Linked DNA regions of Homo sapiens: regions 1, 3 and 4 are each linked to region 2. Evidence: chromatin contacts called from ENCODE Hi-C or POLR2A ChIA-PET data. All regions are on one chromosome and are shown on one strand. Each heading gives the region's core, a stretch centred on a gene start or an enhancer-like site at or near the end of the contact. The rest is flanking DNA. Distances are from core to core; before and after follow the strand shown. Region 1 holds the start of DDX42 (DEAD-box helicase 42). Region 2 holds the start of INTS2 (integrator complex subunit 2). Region 3 holds the start of PPM1D (protein phosphatase, Mg2+/Mn2+ dependent 1D). Region 4 holds the start of TANC2 (tetratricopeptide repeat, ankyrin repeat and coiled-coil containing 2).

Region 1 (2,911 bases), core at 194-2,693, 1.8 Mb after region 2:
TGGAGATCCTTCAAGGTTATTTAGGTTACAATCATCCAAGCCATTTTTACCTTGGTTTTCCCTCTTAGAAGTCTCCGCTGCACCTGTCAGTTCTCAAATGCACAAGTCCTTGCCAGACCACCCAGCCTCTATGACTCCTGAAGCAAGCAACACAGGACCAAGGAAAATTCACACAAGCGCTAACAAGTCTGGTTTGATTATTTTCTGCAAGCTCATCCAATAGTTCCTCAGCGACTGAGTCTAGACTTGAGGAAAGAGGACTGAGTGAGGCCATCATTCCTTGTTGTCATTTTAGATTAGGTCTTCCTGACAACGGCCAAAACGAGTATTCTGGAAATCATGCAGACTTTCCTCTGTCTCTTTATATGTGTTGGATACAAACACGTTTCATTTTAGAAACCTCCAGAAGAGACTGGCCACAGAGGTTTTTGCTTCTATTAAACCCCTTTGCCTAGTTTCTCCCCACCCAAGAGAATCAATACATCCTAATGTCATCCTCCGGCACACACTGTACATTTCCTCTAACTCTGCCCTTTTGGCTATCATTTGCTCACAGCTCCGTGGGAAAGTTCCCCCAAACCATTACAATTATCTCAACCGGACCGGGCTACAGGCCAAGCAACTCGGAGTCACCGCTCGGCCTGGCCCGGCCACGCCGACGAGCGCGTCCTGGCCCGCTCCTTACCTGTGGCCGAAGCCGAAACCCGGCCCAGCGCCCTGCGTCCGACACCCCTGCCCGGCCTGCCTCTCGGCCTGGCCGCCGCCTCCGCGATCGCAGCGGTTTTACTGCCCCGGATGCCTCTAGGACGCAGCCAGAACCGTAGCTCAGTCACGCCGCGCCTCTCTTCACGTAGCCTCCGCCGTCCGTTACGTAGAATGCGAGCGGCTCGTCAGCGCCTGCGCGCAGCCTGCGGGGCGGGACGCAACCCCGGGGAAAGCGCGAGACCTCCCTCTCTCCCGCCCGGCTGAGGCGAGGTGGGGCTTTTGGGAAAATTACATAATCCCCGCCCCTGGGCCGGAACTGCCCTCGCCTATCCCAATCCTCCTACCTAGGATTCCGTCAAGTTGACGTCACACGGAACCGGTGCTCCGGAAGCTAAAGGTGGCCATGCTGTGTGGGACCACGTGGCCAGAGGCAAGAGTGTCGCTCTAGTAGTATATGCAACAGTTTAAACTATAGGCATGTTCATGTAAATATGGTTTCTGTCCAACCCGTTTTCTCTTGGGATTTTTGGCTAGCCCCTTGACGCCACTTTTTCTTCATTCGCAGACCCACTTTCTAGATGGGTCATGAACACTGTCCACCCAACTGCAGTTTCCCGTCAGAGTATCTGAGGAGCCTGTGAGGCGTTCTGGAGCTTTAAGGTCAGGCGCCTTCCGGGAGCCGTAGCCCCGGCCCCGCCCTTCTGCCCGCGCGTTCCTCACTGCGCATGTCGCGTTTTTGTTCCCCTCCCCCCTTCAGCAACGGGCCGTGAGGCGGTGGCGGTGGTGGCGGTGGCGGCGGCGGTGGTGGTGGTGGCGGCGGCGGCGGCGAAGGGGGCGGAGAGGAAGGAGCGCGGCGGGACCGGGCCGGGACAGCGCGTACTTTGGGCTCCGGGATTCGCTCCGCGCCCGCGGTTGTAGCAGCTGCCGCTGCAGCCATAGCAGCAGGTTTGTGCGTGGGGTTTCTGGACGCAAGGCCGCCAGTCCTTGGGGGCACTGGAGGCAACTGCTGGGCCTAGCGAGGGCGGAGGAACCGCGGCCTCGCTTAACAAAGAGTCGGCAGAGCCTCGGGGCACCGGCGGCCGGGGTGCCGGGAAGGGGTGGGAGTGGGGGCTGAGGCCTCTAGGGTTCCTTCCTAGCCGCGTCGCCCTCCCACAGCTCCCGCTTCCCTCACAAGTCTTACCGAGGCCCAGTTGGCGGCTTTCCGGAGGCGGCGCCCCCTCGCCTAGGAAAAGGATTTGCAGGGTGCCCGGCTCCAGGGCAGGAATAGCGCGGGGAGAATTCTGACCCAAGGAGGCAGCGCTTGGGAGATGCAGGCCTCCGAATTTGGGGTCCTGAGAGGCAAAAGCTGCCAAATGAGAGGAGTGAAAAGATATAGGCGATGATCTTTGTGCAGCGTTGAGTAGGTCGATTATTAGCATCACTGTAGTCACACAAACTTTTTTGCGGCCTACTTGAGAGCGTATCTGATGTGAATAAATAATTTACATGGAATTGCAAACATATGCATCAAAAACAGGAGAAGCTGTCGAGAGTTTTGGGGAATTACATTCTCATCACTGAGAATTTCCCTCTTGCCCCCACTCCTATAGGCAGTTATCCAATTTCTTGTGGCTTCCCTGTGTTTTCTTTTTGTCAATGATGTTTCTATGTCTGTCCTCTCTCGTATACACACCCAGGACTTCCTCAAGCGCAGGGACTATGTCTTAAGGCGCTTTGCAGAGCCAAGCTCATTTCTGGCACATAAGAGGTGAGCAATGAGTGTTTCGTACAAAAATTAATGTTTATATTTTGACAGCTGGGAAAAGAAAATATATCTTCCTGTACCTGGAAGAAGCATTGTGTAGCCTAATGTGCAATTCGTTCATTCAAGGGGTATTTTTATTGGTGCCTATTCTCTAGCGCCGTTCTAGGTGATAGGGATAGGTGTTAGACCCCTGCCTTTGGGGAACTTAACTTTCTAGTAGCGGGAGGAGAGGCAAACAGATACATATATTATACTGAATGTTAGAAGATGATCAGTATCTTAGGGAAAAGAAAGCTGGAAAGGGGGTTGGGGAGGTGGTGGTGTTGGAATTTGCAATAAAGTGGTCAGGGAAGTCCATACAGACAAGCTGATATTTAAGCGGACTAGAAGGTGGAGTGAGAGCCTACGTTTATCTGGGGAAAGGAACGTTCCAAGCTAGAGAATAACAAACATAAAAGCCTT
Region 2 (2,885 bases), core at 177-2,676:
CTTAAAGATGCCAGGCAAACAACATCCACCTTCTGCATTGCCTCAAAAGCAAAAGGGCTGACAAACTGAAGACTTGTACATTCAGTCATTATTACTGTTTGTTGATCCTAATGGTAAAAATACAAATGAAAGTAGGAGTTTAACTTTCACATGTATGAACACCCAACTTTCTAAAAACCCTGAAAAATGTGGTGTATCTTTAATAGGTCCCTATGTTGGCAATGTTCCTGGCACAATCAAGACAAGGCTTCTCTGTCTCCCTAGGTTTATACTGTCACCTGGGAAATGGGAAAGAAAACAGAGTATATTAATGTCTCTTCCAGCCTCAGGAATCTTCTGCTCTAATACTCATATTTTACAAAGAAGGAATATGAAGCCCAGAGAGATGAAGTAACACGCCCAAAATAGTATTACTAGTTAGAGGCACAATCCAAGGCTGAATCCTCATCTACTAAAATCCCAGTCCAAGACTTTCTCCACTATATCAGTCACATGAGCTCCACAAAATGTAAACAAAAGTGAATGGTCATAGTTAAGTGCTTTCTTTCATACCCCGATAGTTTCACATGCCTACCCCGATATACATCAAGAACTATTGGGCTTCTCTTTCTCACCCTCCATGAGTCGGTGGAAAAACTAGCAAATCACTGGGCAGAACCAATGCCAGATTCAAGGCTCTGGAGGCCACAACACTATCCTATGTCCCCTGTGTTACCGGGTAAAAAGCAGATGTGTGGGTGCTATGTGAGAAAGACGCGTCTCATTAGCGCACTTCTCTGTCTCCAGGAATCATCCAAGGCACAAAAAGTAAACAAAAAGGCAGTGAGCTGGCAGCCAAAGCAGTCCCCTCTCAAGGCCGACCGACTAGCAGCAGCGTGGGTAAAAGTCGTGGGTAAAAACTGCTTTGCTTTCAGGGAGGGGCTGCTCTTTTAACAGAGGGGCGGGCTGACTGGAGCAGAGGAGCCAAGACCTGCGTGCTCCTCCGTCTCGCCCCGGGCGCAACTAGAACCAATAAGTCCCTCAGGCTGAGCAAAGTCTGGCCAGGCTCCGACACGGACCTAGGAACGCGCTGAGGCCAGAGAAGCGGACGCTTCATACCTTAAGATCTACCCTCCAGCCTCACGGAACCGCACACGGACTCCGCGTCCTAGAGGCGGGACGCGGCAGAAATCGAGAGCGCGGTCCGATGTTGGGCCTAGGCGATATCCGGAACCCCAAACCCTAGTTGTGCCTCGAGTCGACTCGGACACCAAGAACTCAGACGCCGGGACCAACCGGGTTGTCGATACAAAGTGGGAAGGATGGGGGCACCACACAAAGGCAGAACCGGGACTGTAGGAACGGAAAAGCGGGAGACTTTTTCAACCTGCACCCAGCACCTTCATTCATCCCCAGCGTCTGACTCCCGTCGGCCACCGTACTGGTCTGAGAGGAAGGGTGGCTGCGAGAGGAAAGGCAGAGACGTCGGCGCCAATGCAACTGTGCGCGTGCGCGGCCCCGCCCCTTTCTCCACTTTATTTGCCCTGCCCTACTTGTTCGCCAAAAATTTAGAAATGTGATTCTGGTAGGCTCTGATTTCCAGAGCCTACCAGCTCCTTCCTTTTAGACAAGCAAGCCACTGAGCCCCTCAGAACTTAAATTTCATCATCACAGGATTGCCATGGCATTCAAATGGCATAACGTGTGTTAAAATCGTTCCCACTATTCTTTGACACTAGTGGTACCAAACTGTACTCTTTAAATCTTTGCCTGTGCCTTCCCAGAACCAAAATTCTAGAATCCCAGGATTTGTGGGAGAATTTTAAAAGTGATCTAACCCCAAACTTTCTTCCGCTCTTGACCTCACACCTCCGCTGTCAGAAGTTAAACACCTTCCTTTCAGGTTCTTAACTTGGGGGACCCATAGAACCTTAGAGAGGCAATGCACGGGGATTCAGGAATTCTCTGGAATCCGTTCAGAACTGAGTGCTCGGCACTTCTTCTGGGAAGAGGGTCCAAAACTTTCAACAACTTCTCAAAGGAAGTCTGATCACTCAGAAAAGAACCACTAGTCTATATATGAAGAACCGCTAGTCCATATGTCTTCATACTATTTATTGTTCCTAGTTCGATCAACGTTTATTTGGCAACTTCTATTTACCAGATATTGTGCTAGGAGCTGGAAATAAAAATATTTTACAAAGATATAGCACTTTATAACCTCTTTAAAAATAAAGTCAGAGCCGGGCGTGGTGTCTCATGCCTGTAATCCCAGCGCTTTGGGAAGCCGAGGCGGGCGGATCACCTGAGGTCAGGAGTTCGAGACCAGCCTGACGCAACATGACTAAACCCCAACTCTACAAAAAATATAAAAATTAGGCCGAGCACGATGGCTCATGCCTGTAATCCTAGCACTTTGGGAGGCCGAGGCAGGCAGATCACGAGGCCAGGAGTTCGAGACCAGCCTGACCAACATGGTGAAACTCCGCCTCTACTAAAAATGCAAAAATTAGCCAGGCGTGGTGGTGTGCGCCTGTAATCTCAGCTACTTGGGAGGCTGAGGCGGGAGCATTGCTTGAACCTGGGAGGCGGAGGTTGTGGTGAGCTGAGATCGTGCCATTGCACTCCAGCCTAGGCAATAAGAGCGAAACTCCGTCTCAAAAAAAAAAAAAAAAAAAAAAAATTACCCCAGCGTGGTGATGGAGCACCTGTAGTCCCAGCTACTTCGGAGGCTGAGACAGGAAAATCACTTGAACCTAGGAGGCAGATGTTTCAGTGAGCAGAGATCATGCCACCGCACTCCAGCCTGGGCAACAGAGCCAGACTCCATCTCAAAAATATATATATATATATGACTTTCAACATAGATCAGCAAAGGAAGAAAAGAATTGTGTGTTGCAATGCTT
Region 3 (2,790 bases), core at 114-2,613, 1.3 Mb before region 2:
ATTTAGGATTTTTGTATTCATCGTTACAAAACAGGGTCTGTAGGTTTCCTTTTAGTGTTCATAATGCTTAGGTTTTACTAACAGGGTTATGATTACCTCTCCAAACAAGCTGGGATTTTTTTTTTCAAGCGTTTCCATGCCCTGGAACCATCTGGTCTAGTGCTTTTTGGGGTAATGAATATCTTCAATTGTATTTATTTTTACTTAGTTGATCTATTCAGATTTTCTACATTTTCTTGAGCTGATTTTGCTTATTTATATTTTTATTGATATAAAGATTTTTTCTATTTTTATTTCTTGTGCCAACTGTATGTACATTCCCCCCATTCCCGTTTCCATACTGTTTTTAGGCCATTTGAAAATCTCAAAGGTTTTACAGGAAAGTACAGATTGATGAAGAAATGGCCAAAAACGGGAAAAGTGAACTTTAAAGTGATTCAACTACAAAACGTATGCTACTGAGCAAATACTAGTGTATTCCTCGCTCTGCGGCTTAACTCCATGAAAATCCGTGCAAAGGTTTTAGCGTTGGGATTGTGACCGACTCGGTGAAGAGAGGGGACGATCACCAAACCGTTAGAGCACTGGGGCTCTTGGCAGTGTTTGTCAGTTATTTTCAAGTGATAACTTGAAGTGATACCGCAGGAATAAAATGCTGTATCCAGAGCTGGTCGGAACGAGCACTACCTTTAACAAAAGCTGAAAAGATCTGCCTAGGAATTCGTTAGAATACAGCCCTCTTACGTCTCTGACATACCTAGTTATGTGAACCGAGACTGTGCAGCTGACGGTGGAAATTTCCTAAGTGCTTTTTAAACAACAGAACTGGACTCCCTCCCTCCTCCATTCCCAGTCGAATACGTCCCACCCAGATCCAGCTCAAGGGTGCAGCACTTGTTCCGGCCAGCTCACAATCGCCCTTTGGAAGGGAGGTTTCCCGCCATTTCGCTTAGGAGGAGGGTGAACTCTTCTCCCTTCATTCTCCACTCGCTGGGGGCCCGAGCCCACACCACCTTCCTAGCAAAGCAAGCAGCGGGACGCCAAGGCCAGCAGGCCGCATTAAGAACGCTGGACTGAGCCAAAAGCCTACACAGACCAAGCCGCTCGGGAAAGGATCAACAACTGCCGACAACCCGGAGGGCGAAAACGCCCGCGGCGTAGGGGAAGCAAACTAGGAGATGCGCGGGCCCAGCGCCAGCGGCGGGAGGAGGCAGCGCGGCCGTCGCAGGCGGGAGCGAAGGCGGGGACGGAGGGCGGGCTCGCTCCACTCGACTCCGGATTGGTCGAGCTTAGAGAGCCGAGTGACGTCAGCGGGGGAGAACGCCTGATTTGTGTGGTGGGCGCGGGCGGTGGGGGGAAGCGCAGTGCGCAGGCGCAACTGCCTGGCTCTGCTCGCTCCGGCGCTCCGGCCCAGCTCTCGCGGACAAGTCCAGACATCGCGCGCCCCCCCTTCTCCGGGTCCGCCCCCTCCCCCTTCTCGGCGTCGTCGAAGATAAACAATAGTTGGCCGGCGAGCGCCTAGTGTGTCTCCCGCCGCCGGATTCGGCGGGCTGCGTGGGACCGGCGGGATCCCGGCCAGCCGGCCATGGCGGGGCTGTACTCGCTGGGAGTGAGCGTCTTCTCCGACCAGGGCGGGAGGAAGTACATGGAGGACGTTACTCAAATCGTTGTGGAGCCCGAACCGACGGCTGAAGAAAAGCCCTCGCCGCGGCGGTCGCTGTCTCAGCCGTTGCCTCCGCGGCCGTCGCCGGCCGCCCTTCCCGGCGGCGAAGTCTCGGGGAAAGGCCCAGCGGTGGCAGCCCGAGAGGCTCGCGACCCTCTCCCGGACGCCGGGGCCTCGCCGGCACCTAGCCGCTGCTGCCGCCGCCGTTCCTCCGTGGCCTTTTTCGCCGTGTGCGACGGGCACGGCGGGCGGGAGGCGGCACAGTTTGCCCGGGAGCACTTGTGGGGTTTCATCAAGAAGCAGAAGGGTTTCACCTCGTCCGAGCCGGCTAAGGTTTGCGCTGCCATCCGCAAAGGCTTTCTCGCTTGTCACCTTGCCATGTGGAAGAAACTGGGTAAGTTCCCTGGCTTGTTTGGCGCCCGCCCCTTTTTCAGGCAGTTCAGGGCTTTTATGGCACCAGCCCCGCGTGGGCCCCCGGCACCCAGAGCGCAACCAAAGTATACACTGATGGAAGTGACTAAAAGCTGTAATAGCGCTTTGCTGGGTGGAGGTCCGGGCAAACCAAGCGGCCTTGGGGAAGATAGGATTGCCGTCTCCCTGCAGCCTATTCTTGCTTTATTTCCATCCTCCAAGGATCAATGGGAAGCAGTCCACTCCCTTCCCTGCTTCACTTTGGTGGCAACCAGAGGAAACGTGTTTGAAACCTGGCGCCAGATTTTGGCCAAAAGATAAATCGATGTTGCACCTGGGCCAGGCGAAGGAAAAACTGTAGTGTTTCCTTAGAGAATCTGTCATAATTCTGCTCCTGAAAGTCTTATCCCTCTCGGTTGCCTCCTACCGGTGGTGTCAGTTCTCCAGATTGACCCGGGATTGCTGGGGTTGGTTGCTGGAGTAAAGCGTAAGCTAATTTAGAAGGGCTGAAACGTAACCATCCGGCAACTTAAAGTTTTGGAAGGAATTCCGTTGTAATGATGGTGAGATGTTTTTAGGATCATAAACCTGTACTGCTTATGAAAACTAAAAACGCGGAACGTGTTGTTACCTCTTAAAAACTGGCCCCGTGTTAAGGGTGTGCGTTAGATTCTGCTTGGGTTTTCTTTTTGGAAATTGCCTTAGCTGATTGCTTT
Region 4 (3,000 bases), core at 420-2,919, 1.0 Mb after region 2:
CAGATGAAGAAAGGAAGGTCCGGAGACCTGTTCAAGGTCACACAGCAGGTAAGTGTTGGGTGACACTGAGATTCAAACTGAGGTTTTCCGACTGCAGTGATGATGACATTGTAATGCTTCTTTGTGTGTATGTGATTTTAAAAAACTGACATGAAGTGCACAGATCTTTTTGCATATGTATACACCCGGGTAACCATTAAGATATTGAATATTTCCAGCAAACCAGAAGGCTCTCTCCTGTCCCCTCTCAATCAATTCCCCTGTAAGTAATCACTACCTTGCCTCTAATACCATAGGTAGATGGGTTTTCATTAGATTAATCTAACTTTCTGGAGTTAACACCAAAAGATTCCATATGTCAGCCCTTCACCTTGCCATGTTAGCTGTATTATTCAAAGCTGCTCTAGCTCTGACTTTGCAAGCATTCACTGTAAAGAAGAGCTGTTGGATGGACATGTTCATATCCAGTTTCTTGTATTGTTCTGAAATTAATACTAATTTTTGAAAATCGAAGAAACTCCTGGATGAAGTGCTACAGGATGGGGCAGATTAAAGTGCTGTTATCAAACAAACCTCTCTACCTTGGAAGCGCCACAGACAGAGCTTCCTTGATTGATGTAATTTGGCGCATCTATTTCCAATCATGTCATCTGATTAAGAAGTTGGATGACCACGAAAGGTCATCTCAGTTTATGGAAGGGAAGGCGAGCCGGGCAGAGTTGGTAACGGTGATTGCTTCGCATCATCTTGCAGCACGCGATGATGTTTATGTCCCAAATACCTCCCACAGCCGACTTGCTGTTTTATGATAGGAGGGAAACAGTAGAGGGGAAGAAGATCTAGGTGGAGGGTGAAATATGACCTAACATCGTTCGACGAGGTATTAATGTGGTGGCTTTCCCGCCCTTGTCGACCAGCTCTTAAAACCACGCTACTTCTTAGTCAACCTGGCAGTGACAGAAGCAGCGCCACGACTTTACCTCAGGTTTGCAAGCTGTGGTTGGTGAATTTTCAGCCATTATTCTAAATAACAGTCTCGGTCTCCCCACAAACCCCACTGTTGTTTTGTTTTTCTTTCTCATTCTGATTCTCCCCACAGCCAACCGTGGCCTTTTGAAGTCGTCTACAAACTACCACTGAGAATCCGGGAAAGAATAACTGACACTTGTAGGCTTCGAGGACTCTCAGAGTGATATGTGCCTGAGGTGACCGAAGTGGGGGAGATCTAGGAGAGCATTCCGGTCATCAAAGCAGGAGGACAGGCCCTGAAATGGGCGCACGTGACAGCAGCAGCCACCTCGAGAGTGACATCACCCCTGAGGGCGGAGCCCAACTATGTAGGGCCTTGTCAGTTACCGAGCGTCCTCCCTGCTGCCCCTCCAAATGCCACCCACAAGTCCGAGCCCCCCGGGGATACGAGAAATGCCAGGACATCCCAGAGCGCCAGAGCCAGGGCCCCGTCTCTCCGCGCGGAGGAGGGCTGCGTCCCCACTCCCTCTTCCAGCCGTTCCCCACCCCCAAACTGTGGAAGGGGCGGGGGCGCGCGCGCTCCACCACGCACGCGCCCCCACGCACGCGCGCTCCCTCCGCGCTCGCGCCCCTCCCCACCCCAGCCCGGAGGGGGCGGGGCTGCGGGCGGCCTCAGAGGGTGCGACGCCCCCAGCGCGGCGGCGGCGCTAGCGAGCGGCCGGCGGGGCGCGGGTTGCTGGGCGCGCTGCTCCGGCGGGGCCCGCTGGCACAGCCGCCTCGCGCGAGCCGCCCGCCCGGCGGGGGAAGCTGCGAGCGCTCCGAGCGCCCGGCCTAGGGCCGCTGGCGCTGCCCTCCCGCCGCCACCGCCCTCCGCGCCTCCTTCGGGCGGCCCCGCCCCCATTCCCATCCCCCTCGCGCTCACCTCCCGGCTGTGCCGCGCGCTAGGCGGAGCGAGGCGCCCGCCGCCGCCGAGCCGAGCCGAGGGGCGAGAGCTGGCCCCCGAGCCGCCGCTGACAGGAGCACCGCCGCGGGCTGCGCTCGCCGGCTGCGAGGCCCCGCCGCGCCGTTCCGGGGTGCAGACTCGCCGCGGGGCGTTGGAGGACTGCGAGGTGCTCCGGGAATCGCGGGCGGCGCCGGCGGGCGGCGCGGTCCTCACAGGAGACCCCGGGGACTGGGGCTTGACCCGGAGGTGCAGAGAGCCCCTCAGAGCGGCAGGTAAGGGGCCCGGGGAGCAGGGCGAGGAAAGGTCGCTTCAGTGACAGGGTCGTTCGCCTCCACAGCCTCGGCTCCGGGGAGAGGGGCGGGGGCGAGCGGGGAGACGGCGAAATGGGCAGCGAAGTGCCTCGGTGTCCAAGGCGTGGGGAAGGCTGGCTCCGAATATGACACCAAGGCGGGCTTCAGAGGCGTGTGGGGTCGCCACTTGGCTGTCACCGAAGATGTCATGGAATTTGGTACCTAGAGCGTCTCTGGATGACGGGGACCAAGGATAAGATGCGAGGCGGATTGCTAAACGTGGCAGGGAATGTGGTGCAGAACGAGTTGCAAAATGTGCCCCCAGAATGCAGCATAAAAGTAGTTGCGAAATGTGCCAGGTAAGGCACAGGATGGGCTGGCCTCTGTGGCGTTGAAATTCATGGTCGAAGTGTTATTAGCGATATTAATAATTCCTCTGGGAAAGGAGGTGTAGCATAATAAAAGATTAATAAGGCTCATTGCTAGATATTTTGCCATAGGAAATCGGGAGGAGCTATGATAAGCTATTTTTTTTGAGGTAGAGAAAGTAACCACGTGAAAGAAAAAAAGCAAATTGTGTCTGGCTGTGAGATTGGAAAGAAAAAATAGGGCTAAAATAATTCCAGGTTTTGCCATCAGCGTGTAGAGCATTGGTACAATTGTATCCAGTCTTCATTTCCAGGTGTGGAATGTTTAGAATGGTCTTCACAAAACATAAACAATGATAATTAACATTAGGAAGAAGATTTGGTGTTTCGGGTGTCTTTCACTCTCTTCTCTGCTCCTCTCCAGGAAAAG

The links. A loop is a pair of places that touch in the nucleus more often than their neighbours do. ChIA-PET counts read pairs that join two places held with the same protein, here RNA polymerase II (POLR2A). Pooled maps may share reads with other maps.
Region 1: a loop to region 2 is called in a map of gastrocnemius medialis, with 4 times the contacts of the local background. The contact joins the promoter of DDX42 here to the promoter of INTS2 in region 2. A Hi-C loop is called at or near these places in 1 of 168 maps with a recorded cell type or tissue (gastrocnemius medialis) and 2 of 50 pooled maps. POLR2A ChIA-PET finds 5 or more read pairs at or near these places in 1 of 52 experiments (IMR-90).
Region 3: a loop to region 2 is called in a map of naive thymus-derived CD4-positive, alpha-beta T cell, with 8 times the contacts of the local background. The contact joins the promoter of PPM1D here to the promoter of INTS2 in region 2. A Hi-C loop is called at or near these places in 1 of 168 maps with a recorded cell type or tissue (naive thymus-derived CD4-positive, alpha-beta T cell) and 9 of 50 pooled maps. POLR2A ChIA-PET finds 5 or more read pairs at or near these places in 1 of 52 experiments (B cell).
Region 4: a map of CD4-positive, alpha-beta T cell shows a loop between it and region 2 (4-fold over the local background). The contact joins the promoter of TANC2 here to the promoter of INTS2 in region 2. A Hi-C loop is called at or near these places in 2 of 168 maps with a recorded cell type or tissue (CD4-positive, alpha-beta T cell and naive thymus-derived CD4-positive, alpha-beta T cell) and 7 of 50 pooled maps.

Annotation. Positions count from the first base shown.
Region 1 is chr17:63,772,727-63,775,637 of GRCh38, forward strand. It overlaps DDX42 (DEAD-box helicase 42), which reads left to right and starts at 1,444. Exons shown (of 18, transcript NM_203499.3): 1 at 1,444-1,650. It overlaps CCDC47 (coiled-coil domain containing 47), which reads right to left and starts at 871. Exons shown (of 13, transcript NM_020198.3): 1 at 686-871. RefSeq lists enhancers at 746-1,330, 1,043-1,352 and a silencer at 1,483-1,772.
Region 2 is chr17:61,926,556-61,929,440 of GRCh38, forward strand. It overlaps INTS2 (integrator complex subunit 2), which reads right to left and starts at 1,427. Exons shown (of 25, transcript NM_001351695.2): 1 at 1,099-1,427; 2 at 1-107. The coding sequence starts at 89. RefSeq lists a silencer at 1,458-1,557.
Region 3 is chr17:60,598,830-60,601,619 of GRCh38, forward strand. PPM1D (protein phosphatase, Mg2+/Mn2+ dependent 1D) reads left to right here and starts at 1,364. Exons shown (of 6, transcript NM_003620.4): 1 at 1,364-2,057. The coding sequence starts at 1,586. RefSeq lists enhancers at 297-1,285, 1,286-2,273, 1,434-1,483.
Region 4 is chr17:62,964,566-62,967,565 of GRCh38, forward strand. TANC2 (tetratricopeptide repeat, ankyrin repeat and coiled-coil containing 2) reads left to right here and starts at 1,670. Exons shown (of 28, transcript NM_001394998.1): 1 at 1,670-2,184. RefSeq lists a silencer at 1,557-1,746.